7 separate regions of the Homo sapiens genome follow, and all the other regions are linked to region 7. A link is a contact called in ENCODE Hi-C or POLR2A ChIA-PET data. All regions are on one chromosome and are shown on one strand. The core of a region is the stretch at or near the end of the contact, and the rest is flanking DNA. Distances in the headings are between cores, read along the strand shown. Region 1 holds the start of PIK3IP1 (phosphoinositide-3-kinase interacting protein 1). Region 2 overlaps LIMK2 (LIM domain kinase 2). Region 3 holds the start of PATZ1 (POZ/BTB and AT hook containing zinc finger 1). Region 4 holds the start of LINC02558 (long intergenic non-protein coding RNA 2558). Region 5 holds the start of LIMK2 (LIM domain kinase 2). Region 6 holds the start of RNF185 (ring finger protein 185). Region 7 overlaps PISD (phosphatidylserine decarboxylase).

Region 1 (2,806 bases), core at 34-2,533, 340 kb before region 7:
GCTCTGCGCGTCCAGCCAGTTGAGGCAGCGGAGGCCCGGCGCGGGGGAGGTCTGGTCCTCCCGGTACAGGTGGCCGTTGTCCCAGAAACAGCCTGTGAGGAAAAGAAGCCCCCGGACACAGAATAGCGGGCAGCGAACGGAAGACGCCCAGCGTGGCGGACAGGGGAGCCGGGACCACCCGGGCTGAACCTCAGCCTGGTTAGGGGACCCCGGGCCCTGCTGGGCCTCCCTCTCCTCTCGTGGCAACACCCCCACGCCCCACGCACCCCCCCCCCCCAACTCCACGCACACCTCAGGGTGTGAAGCCCCCAGCCTGTGCCTGTCCCCCAGTCAACGCTCAGAGACTGTTAGGTTTTATTTATTTTTGAAACCTGGAAAGCGCTGCAGAAGTGCAAAGCGTTGTTACTCTTGAACTTGTGACCACTTTGGAGGAGGAGATGGAGAGGAGGAGGCCTGGCTTAGGGTCCCTTTGAGGAGCTGGGAGTTTTGGGACGGGGGGCGCCCAGACGTGACATTTGTCCCTGTGTTGTAATGGCCACGTTACATAAACTCCGGTGTTTCCTCCTTCACGGATACGGCCACCTTCTGCCCGTTTAAAAGGCAAATACTCCCTCCCAGGAGAATTCTCCAGGAGCCTTGACTCCGTCAGGCAAAAGATTCAAGACAGCCTCAAACGGAGGAAACCGGCCTCATCGCTGACTGGATGAGACTCCAAGCTCCCACTCCCCTCTGCAGGAGAACCACAGAAGGAGGCTGGGGAAGGAGGACCACACCATGCAAAGGGCTTAGAAAGAACAGGACTTGGGGAGTAGGGGAGATGAACCCCCAAGCTCCATCCACTCATGAGCAAGGAAAGGCAGAGAGAAAGTGGCTTCTTGCCTTTGTTCTTAATGGCAAAGATGGAGCTGCAAGCCCCTGACAAGGAAAGGAGGGGTGGAAAAGCTTTCACGGGACAACAGAAACCGGCTAAACGCTTCGTTTCCTGTCATCCTGGCCCTGTTTGGGAAATAGGGGGCTTTACCCCTTCTGTTTCATGAAGTTGCTGCGGAAAGGAAAGATTGTAATCTCACCTCCAGATCCATAGGCTTCTGCTAGGAGCATGTTGCTGACGAGGAATGCTTGTACCCAGGCCAACAGCATCCTTGCCTCCTTCGTCTTGCAGGTGATTGAACGACCAGTGTTTAACCGAGGCCCCCTTGGCGGCGGCTCTGCCTCCCAGTCCCAGCCTTGCAGTCAGACCTGCCCTTGTTATGCTGTTCTGGTAAACAGCCTCTCTTTAGAACTGGGAGCTTCCCAGCTAGCTTGCTGCAGCGCGAGCTGTTTTTCAGCTGAAAGGCGCCCCCTGGGTCCTAAGCCTCCTAGGTCATGCAAAATCTAACTGAGCCAAGAAAGGAACTCAGCCAAGAGATATGCAGGTTGTGCTTAGCAGCCGATCAGTTTGAGACCTGCGAGGCCGCATCCCCAGGGTTTTTCATCTCTTCTGTTTCCATTTGTGTGAGTACAGAAAAAATAATTCTATCAAGGGGCATCATGGGATGTGGGAAATTATAAGCACTAAAACACAGAACAACTTAGGGAGCTATGCACCCAGGAGGAATTCATGACCACATAGGGGGGAAAAAATAAGAGTTTCTGGTGGGGAGTGGAGTAATAGTTTTTTTTTTTTTCTTTTCTTTTCTTTTTGAGACAGAGTTTCACACTGTCGCCCGGGCTGGAGTGCAATGGCACAATCTCGGCTCACTGCAACCACCTGCCGGGTTCTCGCAATTCTGCCTCAGTCTCCGGAGTAGCTGGATTTTTTTTTTCCCTCACTCTATAGGAAATCCATTTGCTGTAATTTATATCCATCATTAAATCTCACCATATCCATTTGACTTAGGCCTTTTGGAGTTAGGCAGAAGGGCCCTTCTTCCTGTTTGGCTGACAGCTCCCAGGCAGCCTCAGTAAACTGAGAGAGAGAGCAGAGTGATTCGTCAAGACTACCTTGTGACAGGGGCACACCACCACAACCCAGCTAATTTTTTGTATTTTTAATAGAGACGGGGGTTTCACTGTGTTGGCCAGACTGGTCTTGAACTCCTGACCTCGTAATCCACCTGCCTCGGCCTCCCAAAGTGTTGGAATTACAGGTGTGAGCCACCGCGTTCGGCCGAGTAACACTTTATACCCATCCTTGAAAAAGAAAAAGGGCCTTTATGAACACTGACACTTAAAAAAAAAAAAAAAAAAAAAAAAAAAAAAAAACAGTGTAACTTGGCCAGGGTCAAATCTGTCACATTGCTTTTTCTTACATTTGAGGTTTTTTGGGGTGTTGTATATAGTAGGACTATAGAAGGAGTATCTTTAGTTGAAAACACATGTTATGCAAACATGGAAAAATTTGCTCAGCTACATTGTAATAGTCTACCCTTTCTGCCAGCCCTAAATTGTATAGAGGAATTTAAGTAAAATGTTTGCTTTTTTTTTTTTCCCTCACCCTATAGGAAATCCATTTGCTGTAATTTATATCCATCATTAAATCTCACCATATCCATTTGACTGAGGCCTTTTGGAGTAGGCAGAAGGGCCCTTCTTCCTGTTTGGCTGACAGCTCAAGTTCCCAGGCAGCCTCAGTAAACTGAGAGATAGAGCAGAGTGATTCGTCAAGACTACCTTGTGACTCAGTCAGATCCCAAAATAGAAATGGGGAAACTCTGTTTCAATCTTGCAGGCTGTAATTTAAGGAGGAAAACAACTAATTTTTTTTTGGGTGGGGGGGACAGAGTCTCTGTCTCCCAGGCTGGAGTGCAGTGGCACCATCTCGGCT
Region 2 (2,810 bases), core at 18-2,517, 360 kb before region 7:
CACGCAATCTTCATTCCTTTCCCACATGACTGCCCTGTAGCTATTCAAAGAGCTTGTCTCCCCCAAGTCTCCCCATCTACTGCCTCCACCTTGCCTTTTTCTGTCTTATCCTGGTTCTAGCCACTGCCTGAAATCATTTTAGGAATAAGACAGGACAGGGAAAAACAAAAGCAACCCCCTGTCCCACCTCTGAGTTCCACTCTCCAAGTCCCTGAGCCTCACCTCCAGGGCTCCAGTGGCTCTGCCATGAACCCACTGTGGGCTGGGAGTCTGCTGTGCACAGATACCAGACCCTCAGAAACACAAATGCCAAGTGTGTCTGTTTTTTTGTTTTGTTTTGTTTTGTTTTTTAGATGGAGTCTCATTCTGTTTCCCAGGCTGGAGTGCAGTGGTGCAATCTTGGCTTACTGCAGCCTCTACCTCCCGGGTTCTAGTGATTCTTCTGCTTCAGCCTCCCAAGTAGCTAGGACTACAGGCGTGTGCCACCACGCCCAGCTAATTTTTTTTTTTTTTTTTTTGTATTTTTAGTAGAGACGGGGTTTTGCCATGTTGGCCAGGCTGGTCTTGAACTCCTGACCTCAGGTGATTCACCCGCCTTGGCCTCCCAAAGTTCTGGGATTACAGGTGGAAGCCACCGTGCCTGGCCTGAGTGTGTCTATTTGATAGAGCTTTCTGCTCTGATTCTCCCTTGCTATACACCTTTTCTCCCCTTCTCAGTGGCTTCTCTTGCCTATGCTTCCTCCCCAGGGCCAGGTTTGAGAACATCCCCATGAAGTCCTGACCTGTCTTTTATCCTACCAGGACAAGACTGTGGTGGTGGCAGACTTTGGGCTGTCACGGCTCATAGTGGAAGAGAGGAAAAGGGCCCCCATGGAGAAGGCCACCACCAAGAAACGCACCTTGCGCAAGAACGACCGCAAGAAGCGCTACACGGTGGTGGGAAACCCCTACTGGATGGCCCCTGAGATGCTGAACGGTGAGTCCTGAAGCCCTGGAGGGGACACCCGCAGAGGGAGGACAGATGCTGCCCTTGCATCAGAGCCCTGGGAATTCCAGGGGAGGCCTGTGAAGCGTAGGACCGGATACCCAGAGCTGAGGATATTTTTCCCTTGCCAGGTGGGGCCTCACGATTTAGCTCCTGAGCTCAGGGGGCTGGGAACTGATCAGTGTCCCATCATGGGGGATAAGGTGAGTTCTGACTGTGGCATTTGTGCCTCAGGGATCGCTAAGAGCTCAGGCTATTGTCCCAGCTTTAGCCTTCTCTCTCCATGGTGAGAACTGAAGTGTGGTGCCCTCTGGTGGATAATGCTCAAACCAACCAGAGATGCTGGTTGGGATTCTTGAAATCAGGGTTGTGAGGCCTCAGAAATGGTCTGAATACAATCCATTTTGGAGTCTGAGGCCCAGAGAAGTTCAGTGAATTGCCTAGGAGCATACAGCTGCCTAATGGCAGAGGCTAGATGAACCCTAGTCTGGTTCTTTTCCACTTTAACGTGCAGTTTCATCCTAGGCAGTGTTATGTTATAAGGGCTCTCCAAGGCAGTTCACCTACAGCTGAGGAAGGACTATTTTCAGGTGGTGTCTGCGCAGGACAGCCTGTGGGGTGTCCCTACAGAACCTGTTCTAGCCCTAGTTCTTAGCTGTGGCTTAGATTGACCCTAGACCCAGTGCAGAGCAGGTAAGGGATGTAAACTTAACAGTGTGCTCTCCTGTGTTCCCCAAGGAAAGAGCTATGATGAGACGGTGGATATCTTCTCCTTTGGGATCGTTCTCTGTGAGGTGAGCTCTGGCACCAAGGCCATGCCCGAGGCAGCAGGCCTAGCAGCTCTGCCTTCCCTCGGAACTGGGGCATCTCCTCCTAGGGATGACTAGCTTGACTAAAATCAACATGGGTGTAGGGTTTTATGGTTTATAACGCATCTGCACATCTTTGCCACGTTCGTGTTTCATTGGTCTTAAGAGAAGGACTGGCAGGGTTTTTTTGTTTTAGATGGAGCCTCACTTCGTTGCCCAGGCTGGAGTGCAGTGGCACAATCTGGGCTCACTGCAACCTCTGCCTTCTGGGTTCAAGTGATTCTCCTGCCTCAGCCTCCCAAGTAGCTGGGACTACCGGCACACACCACCATGCCCGGCTAATTTTTGTATTTTTAGTAGAGACAGGGTTTCACCATGTTGGCCAGGCTGGTCTTGAACTCCGGACCTCAGGTGATCCGCCTGCCTCAGCCTCTAAAAGTGCTGGAATTAATAGGCGTGAGCTACCTCGCCCGGCCAGGTTTTTTTTTTTTTTTTTTTAGTTGAGGAAACTGAGGCTTGGAAGAGGGCAGTGGCTTGCACATGGTCGATAAGGGGCAGATGAGACTCAGAATTCCAGAAGGAAGGGCAAGAGACTGTTCATGTGGCTGTCTAGCTAGCTCTTGGGCCAAATGTAGCCCTTCTCAGTTCCCTTCAAGTAGAAGTAGCCACTCTAGGAAGTGTCAGCCCTGTGCCAGGTACCACGTGGACAGAGTGAGGAATCTTGGAAAGATTCCTACCTTTAGGAGTTTAGTCAGGTGACAGCATATCTCAGCGACTCAAACACACACACATTCAAAGCCTTCTGTAATTCCTACAAAGTTGTGAGGGGTAGAGGAGAGGAGAGACAAGGGATGGTTAGGATAATGAAGGAATGTTTTGTTTTTGTTTTTGTTTTTGAGATGGAGTTTCACTCTGTCACCCAGGCTGGAGTGCAGAGGTGCAATCTTGGCTCACTGCAGCCTCCGCCTCCCAGGTTCAAGCAATCCTCCTGCCTCAGCCTCCCAAGTAGCTGGGAC
Region 3 (2,786 bases), core at 193-2,692, 290 kb before region 7:
GTCCACCCCAGGTAACACAGGCAAAGAGGCTTGGCCTGCAATGGCTGCACCAGCCGCCCGAGCTGCCTCCTCCTCTGGCTGCATGCTGCCGGCGATGCCATTGCTGTTGGCTGCCAAGGCTGCCCCGTTGGTCATGTCCAAAGGGAAGCCCAAGTCCGAGGTCCCAGGGGGGCGAAAGAGCATTATATCGGCGCGGGCAGGGGGTACCAGGATCTGTACGTTGGACTGTTTGATGACTTCCTGGCAGATCTCGATAACCGACCTCATCAGCAGGAACTTGGCGGCCGTCATGAGTTCGGGAAAGCTCTCCAAGCGCACCACGATGCGGGAAGTGTAGGCGAAGTCCAGAATGTCCCCAAATACCTTGGAGCTGATAGTGTGCATCTCCAGCTCCCGGCTGCCCCCGGCCCCGCCGCCTGGTGCTGCCGTCGCGCCCCCTACATCAGCCGGACCCCCGTCCGCAGCTCCGCCGTCGCCCAACTGGGCGCTGAACACCGACTCAAAGTACTCGCTGCAGGCGGCCAGCACGGCGCGGTGCGCTGGGAAGCTCTCGTCGCCTACCCGCAAGAGCACGTCGCAGAAGCGCCCGCCGTTTTTGCGCTGCTGGTTCAGGTTGTGCAGCATCTCCGTGCTGTGTCTGCTCACCTGGTATGTGTAGCAGCCAGACGGGCCGCACGAAGCGTCGTTCACCCGCTCCATGGCCGCCGCCCCCTCCCACTAGCCCGGCCGCTGCACCTGCCCGCCCCCTCCCTTCCCCTCAGCAGCGAGAAGCGGGGCGCAGCAGACGTGTCCACACTCCCCACACGTGCCGGCCCGAGGCTCTGTAGTCTCGCAGGTGCGCCGAGTGTACACGCCCCCAGCCCGGATCAGACTGTCTAGACTGCGGGGTGCACCACCCCCCACATAGCCAACCCCCGCCCTCGCTGGACTGCGCGCCACTCTCTCCTCTCCGCCCGCCCGCCTCCCCTTCCCGGTCTACCTTCCGGGGGGGTGCGCGAGCGAAGAGGTGCGCCCCTCCTGCAAACGCGCCTGCCACCTCCCCTCCCGCCCGCCAGGCGGCGCCGGCGCGCAGCCAAGAAGGGCACGCGCACGCGGGGAGGAGAAGGAGGGGTCCGCCGCGCAGGCGCGCGCGCGCGCCGCGGCTTTTCCCGGGCCCGCTGGGGGCGCGCGCTGCGTCCCCTGCAAAGCGCGAGCCGGGGCGGGGGCGCCGGAGCGGAGGAAACAAAAGGCGAAGGCGAAGGCGGCGGCGGCGGGGCGCGCACGGGGGCGGTGGCGCGGGCCGGGTCCCGGAGCCTGGAGGGCGGTGGCGGCGGCGGCGGCGGCTGGAGCGGGCGGGCGGCGGCGGCGGCAGAGTAGGCCCTTCCTCAGGCCGGGAGAAGGCGGCGGCGGAGCGGCGGCTGTGCGGCCCCGGGCTCCGTGTGTTCGGAGCGGAGGAAAGATGGCAGCGGCTGCACTTCCTCTTGCACTTTCACCCCTGGGGGGAGGAGAAGGAGGGGGCGATACCAACAACACCCCCCCTCTCGCTTGCAGAAAAAAAAGAAACGGCGAGCTCAGAGTGGGGGCCCCGGCGTCCCCGGCCTTGCACGTGCGCGCCCGGATGCCTAGCCCGGGCCGCCTGGCGCTGCAAACTTTACACTTTCTTTGTGCCGAGCGCCCCCCCCTCACCAAGACGAGGATGCACGTCCCCCCTTCCCTATTTATACACCCCCCCCCCGCAGTCCGCTCCCCCCGCTTCCTGCCCCCCCTCCCCATTCCCCAGATCCGCCAATGCTAGAGCAGCCTGAGCCCCCGTCCGGCCCCCGCCTCCCCACCCCGCCCGCGGGGCCGGGGGCTGCAGTCTCAGCCCCCCCGGACCAATGCAAACGAAGCGCCGAGCCAGCAAACCAGCTCCCACTGCCCCTCCCCTGCCCGCTGAGAGTGGCGGCTAGCAGGGTGGGGGGGCAGGAACTGAGGGGTGCGGATCCGGGCCCCCCAGCCTGCGAAGCGCACTCGCAGGTCGAGCGGGCGTCGTCCACCCTTCGGAGCCCCGCTTTCATGCGTGAAATTCCCAGAAGTCGCCTGCGACCGCCTCCCTGCTTCAAACACCAGAGAGGGCCCGGGGTCCTGGCCGGAGACAGGCCGAACCTCCGGAGCTGCTTCTGCACCCGGTACATTGATCGATCTGATGGGCTGCGCGCCCGGAAGAGCTGGAGAGATGAAGCCAGCGTCCAGCTTCTCCCCCAAACCACAGCACGCCGAGCTTTGTCCCCGGGGAGCGTGAAGTCACCAGCTCCGGGAGGCGACAATATGAGGGCGATGGACGGGGCAGGGACCCCCGGAAGCCCCAGCAATCCTCAGGGAAGTGGGGGTGCCGGAGGAGTCGGGGACACCCTCAGGCCTCTCCAAGCCCGGAGCATCCCCAGCGCCCGCAGCCCTGTGAGACGCCGGGTGCTCTGGTAATGGGCCCTGCCGCCAGGCCTCGGCGCTTTGTCCCCGGCCCGCCCGGGGATGCTACCACGCTAGAGTTGTACACCAAGGTTTGTCTTCCCAGGAAGCGCTGGCGGCTGCCTTTGGGCCGCCTGGCGCGGAGCCCCAGGCTGCAGGCGCCGCGTGTGCGGGCGGGAAGTTCCCACAGTTGCAAAGAGGCAGCGAAGTATGTGTTCCAAACTTTCCACGGTTCCAAACTGAGCGCTTCCATTAAGAGAAGCGGTGTGCGGGGGAAAAGCATTCTGGGTATTAGCATGCAAATGAACGGGCCCGGCTTCCAACTCCGCTCGGGATTCCCACCGCTGCGCGCCGAGCTCGCG
Region 4 (2,739 bases), core at 82-2,581, 330 kb after region 7:
ATAATTGGGGCCTTTAGTCTAGCCAAGTTGACACAGTAAAAAAGACATCACACTCAGCAGGGCATGGTGGCTCAGTCCTGTAATCCTAGCACGTTGGCAGGCCAGGGCGGGAGGATTGCTTGAGGCCAGGAGGTCCAGACCAGCCTGGGCAATGTAGAAAGACACCATCTCTCCAAAACATAAAAAAAGATAAATTAGCTGGGCTCGATAGCTATACCTATAGTCCCAGCCACTCAGGAGGCTAAGGTGGGAGAATCACTTGTGCCCAGGAGTTTGAGGCTGCAGTAAGCTATGATCATGCCACTGTACTCCAGCCTAGGTGACAGAGCGAGACTGTGTCTCAAAAACAAACAAACAAAAAGCAGTGGAACGTTGCTTTACATATATTAGAGCACTTACCACATGCCCTGTGGTTAAGTGATTTGCATGCAGCATCTCAGTTAATCTCAGAACATCCCGTGACGCAGGTATCCTTCTTGTCCCTGATTTTACAGTTCAGGAAACGGCCTCAGAGAGGTGAGGAGACGCCCACAGTCGCGTGGCATGGTGCACCTGTGTTCTGAACTGTCACTTGCCTCTCCCTGTGAGCCTCTCTTTACTCTGCCTTGTCTTCTTGTCCTGGGGCAAGAAGTTAGGGTTCAAGACCCTTCGGGATGTGAGGATGTTTCTGCCACTCTGGACATTAGTTTTCTCCCCTAAGTGGCTCTATCTCTCCCGGCCTGAGTTTGGAAGGGAGACACCATTCTGGTACGACTTTTCTTAGGCCTGTGCTGCCATCTATGGGGCTCGAAGGTGCTCGCCATGCTCCAGACCGGCCACCTGGCAGTCAGGTGAGCTTGCAAGTGTGAAGAGCAGCGGGATGCGGGGGAGGGAGCAAGCCCAGTAACAAATAAAGCAAATATCATCGGCCCTTGTCCTCAGCTGCTCGCTCAGGCCCCCCAGAATCCTGTAGCATTTCTGGGGATTAAGAGGGTGGTGGGGTTTTCACCTCTATCACGTCTACTGCCAGCCTGGCGCCCAAAGGTTCGGCCGTCATCCGCCCCAGCGGGTCCCTGGAACCGCCGGGATGCCCAGGCTGCCAGGGGGTCTAATGGGGAACTGGGAGTTTCTTTCAGGTCACAGGATAGGTCTGCAGTGCGACTCAGGCTCCCGCGGGGACCTGCCCACTCGAACGGGGGAGGAGGAAGAGGCTCCGGGGGAGAGCCAAGGAGGCGGGGAAGAGGAGCGGCGTCCCGGGAAAGGGGATGCTGGAGCTCCTGCCGACGCTCCACCTGTAGCCCCGCCCTTGACTCCGCCCACTTCCCCAGCCCCTCCCTTCCAGGCGCAGCCTCGAGGTGGCGCTGTGGAGCCGCGCAGGGTCTAGGGCGACTCTCTGAGGGAGCCGCGGCCGCCAGGCTCCGTGGGTTTTGGTTCAGGCGCCGGTTAGTGTCGGGGTAGGCCACGCAGTGAGTTGGCTTGAGGCAGGAGGCAGGCGGAAACCGAGGCTGAGAGGCTGGCTGTCGCTGCCACCCCTCAGCAACCCCAGTGCAGCTGGTCATCCTGTCAGCCGATCAGTCAGTCGCGTCCCCAGCCCGGCTCACACGCCTCCTCCATCAGTCCCTCAGTCAGTCCCTGCGTTTCCTGTCTTTCCCTTGCCTTTCTCCCTCTTTTTTCTTGTCTTTTCTTTCTTTCTTTTCCTTCCTTCTCTCTCTATTTCTCTCACTTTCTTTCCTTTTCTTTTTCTTTTTATGAGAGGGGTCACCTCACTATGTCACCCAGGCTGGAGTGCAGTGACGTCATCTCGGCTCACTCAGCTTCGACATCCTGGGCTCAAGCCATCCTCCCGCCTCGGCCTCCCAAAGCTCCGGGATCACAGGCAGAGCCACTGTATCCGCCCAACCATTGCGGTTCCTGCCAGGTGGTCGGCTGGCAGGTCGGCCCTTGTCACCTGGGTCCCCGAGCCCTGCACACTGTGAGGGCGAACAGAGTCCATGGAGGATGGTGAGGGGAGGAAATATGTGGAGCCCAGGCCTTGCTTTTTCTGTTTTTTGTTCTTGTTGTTGTTGTTGCTGTTGTTTTGTTTTTTTTTTTTTTAGACGGAGTCTCGCTCTGTCGCCCAGGCTGGAGTGCAGCTCACTGCAAGCTCGGCCTCCCGGGTTCACGCCGTTCTCCTGCCTCAGCCTCCCGAGTAGCTGGGACTACAGGCGCCCGCCACCACGCCCGGCTAATTTTTTGTATTTTTAGTAGAAACGCGGTTTCACCGTCTTAGCCAGCATGGTCTCGATCTCCTGAACTCGTGATCCGCTCACCTCAGCCTTCCAAAGTGCTGGGATTACAGGCGTGAGCCACCGCGCCCGGCCTCTTTTTTTTTTTTGAGTCTTGCTCTGTTGCCCAGGTTGAAGTGCAGTGGTGCGATCTCTGCTCACTGCAACCTCTCCCTTCCGAGTCCAAATGATTCTCTTGCCTCAGCCTCCTGAGTAGCTGGGATTACAGGCACTCACCACCACGCCTGGCTAATTTTTGTGTTTTTAGTAGAGGCGAGGTTTCACTATGTTGGCCAGGCTGGTCTTGAACTCCTGGCCTCAAGAGTCTGCCCGCCTCGGCCTCTCAAAGTGCTGGGATTACAGGTGTGAGCCACTGTGCCCGGCCGTTTTTTTTCTGTTTTTGGTCAGAGTTACTTGCCAAAGGGCTTTGGTTTTTTCCCCTCAGGATCTCCCAGGCCCTTGGGGGGCAGAGGGGACAACGATGCTGACCCGCTCC
Region 5 (2,700 bases), core at 5-2,504, 420 kb before region 7:
TTGCCTTTGCTTACCCAACTGCTGGGACCAGAGGCAGCTGGGTTGAACTTTGTCTTTGGTCAGGGGTGGGGGTGGAGGGGACAGAATCCATTTCCCTGGGCTCCATCCTCTTTCTGGTCATTTGGACATGTTTCCTGTGATCTAAATCTGATGTAAGGAAATGACAATTGTGAAAGACCCAGCGTGAGAGAATCTGATGGGAGGGTGGGTCATCAGGGACCAGCTGGCCTGGCTGATGATGTATTAATATCTTAATCACACAGAGGACCCCAATCTCCTTCCAAACCTAATGAGCGGAAGTGGTTCTCAAAGCTACTCAGCCAGCTAGCAGCTGCCATAACCCAGTCAGCTGTCCTAACTCTTAGTCCTGTAATCCCTCCTCCTCATAGAAGATTGTAAACTGGCAGCCCACAGGGCAAATCTAGTGGCCAGGTGTGTTTCATTTGGTCTACATGGCATTTTAAGAACTTTTTGATGCTATCAACATTTTTTAAAAGTGGCAAATTTCACCTAAATATCTGGATTTTTGGCATGTTTTGAAAGGTTGGAAGACCTGGGAATGGTAGGCCCATGTTCCTGCAGGGGAGTGCTCGTCTTCCAATGCGGCGCACAAGCTCCAGCGTCCTGCGCTAAACCTAATTGGCCTGGCTGAGGATCTGCTCCTGGAATGCTGGTTGGTCGCCTCCAACTGTCTTTGACTTAGAGATTATTTACTGTCAGCTTACTCATAGTGGCGCAGAGAAGTGGTTTCTCTGAGCTAGAAGCTTCTAAGAAAAGTCCATCCTCAAAGCTGTTTGTGGGATAGACCTGGCTCCTCCATTGTAATATTCCTGATTCCAAACACTACTGGAAAGAGCTCTGAACTGGCAGTTAGCAGGCCTGGGCTCCCATCCCGGCTCTCCTCCTAATGAGCGAAGCCATTTCAATGTAGTCGAACTTAGCCTCTGATCCTTAACTTTCCCTATCTGTAAATGAGGGCGACTAGATGGGTGCGGACTGTCATCCGTGTTGAGACTTCCGGCCCCCGCAGAATCAACCTTACCGGCGGGAGCACCTCGAGGGGACGCCGCTCGCACTAGGGGGCGCCAGGGCCGCTGCAGAGCCCGAGCCAGAGCCAGGGGGCGGGGCCGCGTCTCGGGAGCGAGGCCTGAGAGCGGCGGGGCGGGGCGTCGGCGGGCAGTCCCCTGTGCCAGGTGTGGTTTGGTCCTCCCAGGGCGCCGTAGGCGGTGCATCCCGTTCGCGCCTGGGGCTGTGGTCTTCCCGCGCCTGAGGCGGCGGCGGCAGGAGCTGAGGGGAGTTGTAGGGAACTGAGGGGAGCTGCTGTGTCCCCCGCCTCCTCCTCCCCATTTCCGCGCTCCCGGGACCATGTCCGCGCTGGCGGGTAAGGAAGGGCTGCTCCGCCCTGTCCCGCTGTTATCTCCGAAGTCCGGTTCCATGGCGCCTGAGGGAAACCGGCTGTCTCTCGGGGGTTTCGGGCTGGTTGGGTCCTCGTGGGTCCGAGCTCCTCAGAAAAGCTGGGAGGCGGGGTGGGCACAGCGCTCCCCAGGCATTTGGAGGGTGGGACTCCGGGAATGGGGAGGCAGGGCATCCTGGAGACAGAGGGCTCCGAGGGGCAGGCGGGTTGGGAGGCTTCCCGCGAGTTGAGGTCCCGGGGAGGAAGAGATTCTGGGTCTGCCAGGAATCCAGCTTTTTGGAGGGACCTGGCGGCCGCAGACCCCCAAATTAACCCTTTTTAAGGAAGTTGAAAAGCATGGGGTTCTCTTATAGTGGAAGCTCTGTGGAATTTGAGGAGTACAGGATCCTCTAGGGTTCAGGACAATTAGGAGAGTTACCCCGGGTTCTGGGTTTTCTGAGGGAAATGGAGGATGTGACTTCCCTGCCAAGACCCAAGGCTTCTCGCGGGCATCTTGGTGTCTGGGAGTCCCCCGGGGCTGGGAGCTCTTTGCAGAAAATAAGGGAGTATGGAGCCCCTTGAGGTTTAGGACAGGACTAAGGGTAAGGAGAGATCGGACCATTCTTTTTGGGGCCCAAAGATCTCTGCTACAGGTGGCGAAAGTAGGCCACCTGGGGTTCTGAGTCCTCCTGTGGAAGCTCCCTTGGCCTCTCTAGACTAAAGACTAGAGGGATTCGGCCAAACACCTCCTGGAAGGAAGAGTTGTCTAAGGGTGAAGGGTAGCTTCAGAGTTGGGTTAGTTGCACCTGCAGTCACCTCCCCGCCACCTCACACACCACCCTGCAGCTTCCTGCCTTCCCCATCTTTTCCCCCAGCAGTAGGAACCTTCTGTCTCCTATGTTTCCCAGCCACCTGTGTGGGTGGCCCACCTCTGGGTCCACCAGGGTCAGCGTCCAGAAGCTTTGGAGAGGCGGCAAGAGGGTATTGAGGTGGAGGGGGGCTGGCTATCTGCCCCCTGCTTCCTGGCTTTCCGTCTGTGGACAGTCACTTCCTTCATCTTGAATGCAAGGACTGGGCTACCAGTGGGTCACTTCCTCAGCAAGGGAGCATGGGATTTTCTCTTCACTGGTGATAACAGACTTCTGGAGAGAGCTAGGGGTGGAAATGCCTAAAACAAATTTTTTTAGGCTGGGCGTGGTGGCTCATGCCTGTAATCCCAGCACTTTGGGAGGGCAGGGCAGGAGGATCGCTTGAGTCCAGGAGTTTGAGACCAGCTTGGGCAATATAGCGAGACTTCATCTCTTAAA
Region 6 (2,727 bases), core at 151-2,650, 480 kb before region 7:
GTACTTAATAAATGCTTGTTGAATGAATGAAGATGGCTGTCAAGAACTCCAATGACTGCTTGAGTGCAAATCACAAGCTCCATCACCTATCAGTATGTGATTTGATACAATATGTATTAACAGCTAATCCACAATCCATATTCAAATTTCATTACTTGTCCCAATATTGTCCATTACAACTATTCCACCACCACCACTACCCCAGTCCAGGGTCCTATTTAGAATCACACACCACATTTTGTTGTCATGCTTCTTTAGTCTCCTTTAAACTGGAACAGTTCCTCAGCTTTTCTCTGTTTTTCATGACAATGAGTTATTTTGTAGACAGTGTCCTTCATTTGGGGTTCTCTAGCACTTCCTCATGAGATGTGTACGGTGCACTTTTGACAGAAATACCACAGATGTGTTCTCAGTGCATTTTATTAGGAGGCCCTTGATCTGACCCATTAACTAGTGGTGTTAACTTTGATCACTTTGATCTGTTTGTTCTGCTAGGTTAAACCTCTGTAACATCACCATTTTCCCTTTGTAATCAATAGCTAATTTATGGGAGACACTTTTGCTGTTGTAAACATCCCGTTTCTCTAGTTTTACCACACATTATTGATTTCCTAATTCCACCATGTTTATTAGCTAGCATTCTACTAAAAGGAAGACTTTCCCTTCACCCATTAATATGCTCACTTCTTTATGTTTGTAAAGACTCATGGATTACTATTTTATTCAATTAGTTATACTCTATTACTATCACTCCATATTTTGATTCTGAAATTGCCCTGACTTGGCCAGTAAGATCTCCTTAAAGACAGCTCCTGTGTTCTTTGACACATTCCCATGATTCTTATTACCATCATCCTTATATTCTGGTGTAACAAGATGTTCCAAGTTTATCTGGTACTTTCCGGAATGAGTTAGTTCTTTCTCTCTCTCTTTTTTTTTTTTTTTTTTGACGGAGTCTCACTCTGACGCCCAGGCTAGAGTGCAGTGGTGCGATCTCAGCTCACTGCAACCTCCGCCTCCCGGGTTCAAGCGATTATCCTGCCTCAGCCTCCCGAGTAGCTGGGATTACAGGTGTGCGCCACCACGACCGGCTACTTTTTGTATTTTGAGTACAGAGGGGTTTCACCATTTTGGCCAGGCTGGTCTCGAACTCCTGACCTCAAGTGATCCATCCGCCGCGGCCTCCCAAACTGCTGGAATTACAGGTGGGAGCCACCGCGCCCGGCCGGAATCAGTTTTTTTCTTTTAGGAGCCCCGAACCCAAAGCTCTTTGAAAAGCTGCCGAAGCTCCAAGGTTCCTCCGCTTCCTGCCCGCAGGCGGAACCTTAGAGCTTCAGCCATGGAAATTAACCTCTTCCGGTTGGGGCCGGAAGTCCCTCCGAGAGGGGCGGCTCCGCGTCATGTGACTGGAGTCCGCGTAGGAGGGGTCGGAGGTCTTACCCAACAGATTGACGCGGCGTTAGTATTGGCCGTGTACCCGAAAAACTGATTGACTGGGCTGGCGTTAACTGTGCGGAGGCAGGTATGTGAGGGGCTGGGGTTGGGGCGGGGGCGCCAAAGTTTAGGGACGGGGGCGGGAGACCCGGGTCCGCCTTCCCAGGACACACGGGCTTGAACATCTGAGCCCAGGGGCCCAGAGACAGCAAGACCGGTCGTGTCTGTCCCCGAAAAGAGGACGAGCTGGCGTTGTGGTTCTGCGTCCCATGAATACAGATTGGGGAAACTGAGGCCTTGCGAAAGAGAAGGGCTCCCACAAGCTCTCCTTTCGAGGCATGGGCACTGATTCCCATTCTATCCCCCGTGCGAGACCGCCTCTATCATCTGGGAGTGCATTTCACGAGTTTGCCCTGAGTGGAGAAGCAGAGGCCGGGGAGCGCGGTGAACAGAGTTGGGCTGAAAGTAAGAGACCTGGATTCGAGACTTCGCCACCGACAGACAATTGTGCGTTCTGGGCCAAATCTCTTCCCTGTGCTGGGCCTCAGTTTTCTCGTCTCTAAAACGGGGCAGTGTTTTTCAAAATATGGTTCTTACACCATCTGCTTTGTAATTCTCTGAGATGCCGGCTTTACAGCGCGGGACTCAATTCAGACTTCTGGTTTAGAATCTGAACTTATGCGTAGGGGGGTCCTGTATATACTAATGTTTGAAGCTCATTGATTTTAAGTGCTTTCCTGCTGTGAGCACTAGATATCCATTCTTCGCTTTGAGGCAGCTGGTGCCAGTTCAGGAACTTTGAAAGAACTGGAATGGTTAGCTCAGTAAAGAGAGCACTGGAAGGGAATTAACTTTTTAAAAATTGAAAATACTGTTACGGCAAAGAGGGCTTCCACTTCATCTTTAGGCTAAAAGAGGCAGAACTAGGACTAACAGGTGAATTCTACAGGAAGGCAAGATTTTTGCTTAATAGAAGAACTTAAATGGAAGAATCGTCAGAGGTGACCACCGATGGAGTGAATGGATTGCCTCCGTGCCTCCTTTCGAGGGAGGTATATAGGTATTAGATGAAGGTCCTTTCCAACTTGAAAGTCTGTGATTCCAAGGAGTTGTTCTGCATCTTTCTGGTGCTGACTCTGCTCTCAAGGCAAATGTGACTTTTTTCTTCTCTTTTGACACTTCCATCACTTTAGCCTACATCTCCTGTAAATAAGGCCAATGCATCTGACCTTACATAATCTCTTCCTGGTTGTCCTGTGCACCATCCTTCTTTTCAAGGACTTTGGAATGACC
Region 7 (2,859 bases), core at 101-2,600:
GCTCCCCAAGGGCCCTGCCCAGGCACTCAGGAAGGGCAGACTGGGGTGGAATTCAGAAAAAGTGCTTTAGGCCAGACGTGGTGACTTAGTGTCTGTAATCCCAGCACTTTGGGAGGTCAAGGTGGGCAGATCACCTGAGGTGAGAAGTTCAACACCAGCCTGGCCAACATGGTGAAACCCCATCTTTACTAAACATACAAAAATTAGCCAGGTGTGGTGGTGCACGCCTGTAATCCCAGCTACTCGGGAGGCTGAGGTGGGAGAATCGCTTGAACCTAGGAAGCAGAGGTTGCAGTGAGCTGAGATTGCCACTGCATTCAGCCTGGGTGACAGAGCAAGACTCCATCTCAAAAAAAAAAAAAAAAAAAAATAGAAAAAGAAAAAGAAAAAGTGCTTTTAGGCCTGGCACGGTGACTCATGCCTGTAATCCCAACACTTTGGGAGGCTGAGGTGGGCGGATCACCTGAGGTCAAGAGTTCAAGACCAGCCTGGCCAACATGGTGAAACCCTGTCTCTACTAAAAATACAAAATTACTCAGGTGTGGTGGCACGCACGTGTAATCCCAGCTACTCAGGAGGCTGAGGCATGAGAATCGCTTGAACCTGGGAGGTGGAGGTTGCAATGAATTGAGATCGTGCCATTGCACTCCAGTCTGGGCAACAAGAGTAAAACTCCGTCTCAAAAAACAAAACAAAACAAAACAAAACTGCTTTTAGGTAGAGCCTCCTGGCAGACAGCTTCATGCAGGGCTGCAGGTATCTTGAGTCGGCCATCCCTCGATTCCTTCCAGCCCAGAAGTTTAGCCTTGTGTTTAAGTTCCATGTCTTTTTTTTGGAGACAGAGTCTGACTCTATCCCCCAGGCTGGAGTGCAGTGGAATGATCTTGGCTCACCACAACCTCTGCCTCCCGGGTTCAAGCAATTCTCATGCCTCAGCCTCCCAAGTAGCTGGGACTACAGGTACCTGCCACCACACTGGGCTAATTTTTGTATTTTTAGTAGAGATGGGGTTTCACCATGTTGGCCAGGCTCATCTCAAACTCCTGACCTCAGGTGATCTGCCTGCCTCCCAAAGTGCTGGGATTACGGGCGTCAGCCACCATGCCCCGCTGAGTTCCACATATTCTTGAGACACGGTCCCTCCGCTTGTCCACACACTGACCGCTCAAAGCCATTGGAGGTAGCTCCCAGGTGGGTCCTGGGCCACCTGGGGGCATGGCTGTATGAGCCACCGTTCCGCCCTCTGCGATCTCCTCCTGCCCTAGAGTGAGCCCACAATTCTCTGAGGTCAGAGCTGGCCCCTGCCAGCCAGTTCCAGTGGCATAAGAACACTACAGGAGTTCAGGTGGCACTGGGGCAGGCAGGAGGCTCTGCTTCCCTGCCAACTTGACTATTTGCCCATTTCCACACTCACACCTATTAGGTAAGAAGTAAAATAGTACTAAAGCTCCACTCCCTGCCAGCATGGGGCCAGGTATTTACATACACATCACTCTTATTTAACAACTTTATGAGGGCATGAATGGCCCTATTTATAGATGAGAATAATAAAGCTACAGCATGTACATCGCTCACCAACATGGAGAACACGTCCGATACTGCCCACTACCAGGTACACCGCGGCGCCAGGACGCGTGCTGAGCACAGGCCCATGGGGCTCCAGGAAGGGGACAGGGAGAGAAGGAGGACACAGGCCACTTCACAGGGTTCTGCCTTATGCTTAGGCTGAATGGTGGTAGACCAGACAGGCTGATCTGTCTTTATTCCTTTTGATGAATTGGAATACTGTACTATACATTTTTTTTTTATTCTAAACGGAGGCTAGAAACAAGGAAGCAGCGCTCAGACAGGAGTGAGCATACCTGCAAGCCCAGCTGAGTAAGGCCTTTCCTGCACTGCTGCTCCCCAAACACCTCAGCCCTTGCCACAAGCCCCCAGGGCCATGCCTCAAAACAATAAAACCACCTTCCGGGTTCAAGCGATTCTCCTGCCTCAGCCTCCCAAGTAGCTGGGATTACAGGCACCCGCCACCACGCCCAGCTAATTTCTGGGTTTTGTTTTTTTTTGTTTTTGAGATGGAGTCTCACTCTCTCTCCCAGTCTGGAGTGCAGTGGCACGATCTCGGCTCACTGCAAGCTCTGCCTCCCAGGTTCACACCATTCTCCTGCCTCAGCCTCCCAAGTAGCTGGGACTACAGGCGCCCGCCACCACGCCCGGCTAATTTTTTGTATTTTTTTTAGTAGAGACGGGGTTTCAACGTGTTAGCCAGGATGGTCTCGATCTCCTGACCTTGTGATCTGCCCACCTCAGCCTCCCAAAGTGCTGGGATTACAGGCATGAGCCACCACGCCCAGCCTAATTTTTGTATTTTTAGTAGAGACGGGGTTTCACCATGTTGGCCAGGCTGGTCTTGAACTCCTGACCTCGTGATCCACCCATCTCGGTCTCCCAAAGTGCTGGGATTACAGGTGTGAGCCACCGCGCCCAACCTTTTCCCTTTTTTTAAAAAGATTACATATTCGTTGGGCGCAGTAGCTCACGCCTATAATTTCAACACTTTGGGAGGCCAAGGCAGCTATATCACTTGAGCCCAGGAGGTTGAGACCTGCCTGGGCAACACGGCAAAACTCTACAAAAAAAAATAATAATAAATAAATTAAAAAAAAAAAAAAAAAAAAAATATATATATATATATATATATATATATATATATATATATATAGAAAAATTAGCCGGGCATGGTGGTGCACGCCAGTAATTCCAGCTACTCAGCAGGCTGAGGTGGGAGGATCGCTTGAGCCTGGGAGGTTGAGGCTGCAGTAAGCTGTGATCACACCGCTACACTCCAGCCTGGGCAAC

What was found. A loop is a pair of places that touch in the nucleus more often than their neighbours do. ChIA-PET counts read pairs that join two places held with the same protein, here RNA polymerase II (POLR2A). Pooled maps may share reads with other maps.
Region 1: a map of OCI-LY7 shows a loop between it and region 7 (7-fold over the local background). The contact joins the promoter of PIK3IP1 here to the enhancer-like site in region 7. A Hi-C loop is called at or near these places in 4 of 168 maps with a recorded cell type or tissue (CD4-positive, alpha-beta memory T cell, CD8-positive, alpha-beta T cell, OCI-LY7 and 1 more), 20 of 37 single-sample maps with no recorded cell type and 16 of 50 pooled maps. POLR2A ChIA-PET finds 5 or more read pairs at or near these places in 14 of 52 experiments (CD4-positive, alpha-beta T cell, CD4-positive, alpha-beta memory T cell, CD8-positive, alpha-beta T cell and 9 more).
Region 2: a pooled map shows a loop between it and region 7 (7-fold over the local background). The contact joins two enhancer-like sites. A Hi-C loop is called at or near these places in 3 of 50 pooled maps. POLR2A ChIA-PET finds 5 or more read pairs at or near these places in 7 of 52 experiments (CD4-positive, alpha-beta T cell, CD4-positive, alpha-beta memory T cell, activated B cell and 4 more).
Region 3: a loop to region 7 is called in a map of spleen, with 4 times the contacts of the local background. The contact joins the promoter of PATZ1 here to the enhancer-like site in region 7. A Hi-C loop is called at or near these places in 43 of 168 maps with a recorded cell type or tissue (B cell, CD14-positive monocyte, CD4-positive, alpha-beta T cell and 25 more), 37 of 37 single-sample maps with no recorded cell type and 40 of 50 pooled maps. POLR2A ChIA-PET finds 5 or more read pairs at or near these places in 20 of 52 experiments (CD4-positive, alpha-beta T cell, CD4-positive, alpha-beta memory T cell, CD8-positive, alpha-beta T cell and 14 more).
Region 4: a map with no recorded cell type shows a loop between it and region 7 (8-fold over the local background). The contact joins the promoter of LINC02558 here to the enhancer-like site in region 7. A Hi-C loop is called at or near these places in 1 of 37 single-sample maps with no recorded cell type and 8 of 50 pooled maps. POLR2A ChIA-PET finds 5 or more read pairs at or near these places in 4 of 52 experiments (GM10248, HCT116, HEK293 and 1 more).
Region 5: a map of CD8-positive, alpha-beta T cell shows a loop between it and region 7 (13-fold over the local background). The contact joins the promoter of LIMK2 here to the enhancer-like site in region 7. A Hi-C loop is called at or near these places in 2 of 168 maps with a recorded cell type or tissue (CD8-positive, alpha-beta T cell and naive thymus-derived CD4-positive, alpha-beta T cell), 16 of 37 single-sample maps with no recorded cell type and 10 of 50 pooled maps. POLR2A ChIA-PET finds 5 or more read pairs at or near these places in 2 of 52 experiments (GM12878 and activated T-cell).
Region 6: a loop to region 7 is called in a map of CD14-positive monocyte, with 12 times the contacts of the local background. The contact joins the promoter of RNF185 here to the enhancer-like site in region 7. A Hi-C loop is called at or near these places in 1 of 168 maps with a recorded cell type or tissue (CD14-positive monocyte), 1 of 37 single-sample maps with no recorded cell type and 8 of 50 pooled maps. POLR2A ChIA-PET finds 5 or more read pairs at or near these places in 1 of 52 experiments (HEK293T).

The regions. Positions count from the first base shown.
Region 1 is chr22:31,291,205-31,294,010 of GRCh38, forward strand. PIK3IP1 (phosphoinositide-3-kinase interacting protein 1) reads right to left here and starts at 1,284. Exons shown (of 6, transcript NM_052880.5): 1 at 1,071-1,284; 2 at 1-92. The coding sequence starts at 1,140. It overlaps LOC105372997 (a long non-coding RNA gene), which reads right to left. Exons shown (of 4, transcript XR_001755493.3): 3 at 2,526-2,617; 4 at 1,740-1,948. RefSeq lists a silencer at 1-56 and an enhancer at 617-666.
Region 2 is chr22:31,271,729-31,274,538 of GRCh38, forward strand. LIMK2 (LIM domain kinase 2) reads left to right here. Exons shown (of 16, transcript NM_005569.4): 13 at 802-976; 14 at 1,724-1,779. Among named protein-coding and RNA genes, the nearest start is that of PIK3IP1, 19 kb to the right of the region's middle. Within about 2 kb of position 1,268, at least 9 of the 41 ENCODE cell types and tissues checked have a DNase peak (open chromatin) inside an H3K27ac peak, as active enhancers do.
Region 3 is chr22:31,344,904-31,347,689 of GRCh38, forward strand. PATZ1 (POZ/BTB and AT hook containing zinc finger 1) reads right to left here and starts at 1,443. Exons shown (of 5, transcript NM_014323.3): 1 at 1-1,443. The coding sequence starts at 699. LINC01521 (long intergenic non-protein coding RNA 1521) reads left to right here and starts at 1,856. Exons shown (of 1, transcript NR_120386.1): 1 at 1,856-2,786. RefSeq lists silencers at 199-268, 819-1,238, 1,609-1,678, 1,729-1,948.
Region 4 is chr22:31,969,492-31,972,230 of GRCh38, forward strand. LINC02558 (long intergenic non-protein coding RNA 2558) reads left to right here and starts at 1,332. Exons shown (of 5, transcript NR_149128.1): 1 at 1,332-1,421. RefSeq lists enhancers at 462-511, 582-691.
Region 5 is chr22:31,211,044-31,213,743 of GRCh38, forward strand. It overlaps LIMK2 (LIM domain kinase 2), which reads left to right and starts at 1,255. Exons shown (of 16, transcript NM_005569.4): 1 at 1,255-1,381. The coding sequence starts at 1,366. RefSeq lists enhancers at 796-975, 1,938-2,700 and a silencer at 956-1,355.
Region 6 is chr22:31,158,782-31,161,508 of GRCh38, forward strand. RNF185 (ring finger protein 185) reads left to right here and starts at 1,401. Exons shown (of 7, transcript NM_152267.4): 1 at 1,401-1,522. MIR3928 (microRNA 3928) reads right to left here and starts at 1,338; the gene lies at 1,281-1,338.
Region 7 is chr22:31,634,486-31,637,344 of GRCh38, forward strand. The region is part of intron 3 of PISD (phosphatidylserine decarboxylase); the gene reads right to left. Among named protein-coding and RNA genes, the nearest start is that of MIR7109, 14 kb to the left of the region's middle. Within about 2 kb of position 1,351, at least 8 of the 41 ENCODE cell types and tissues checked have a DNase peak (open chromatin) inside an H3K27ac peak, as active enhancers do; they include dorsolateral prefrontal cortex and spleen, where a contact is called at or near this core.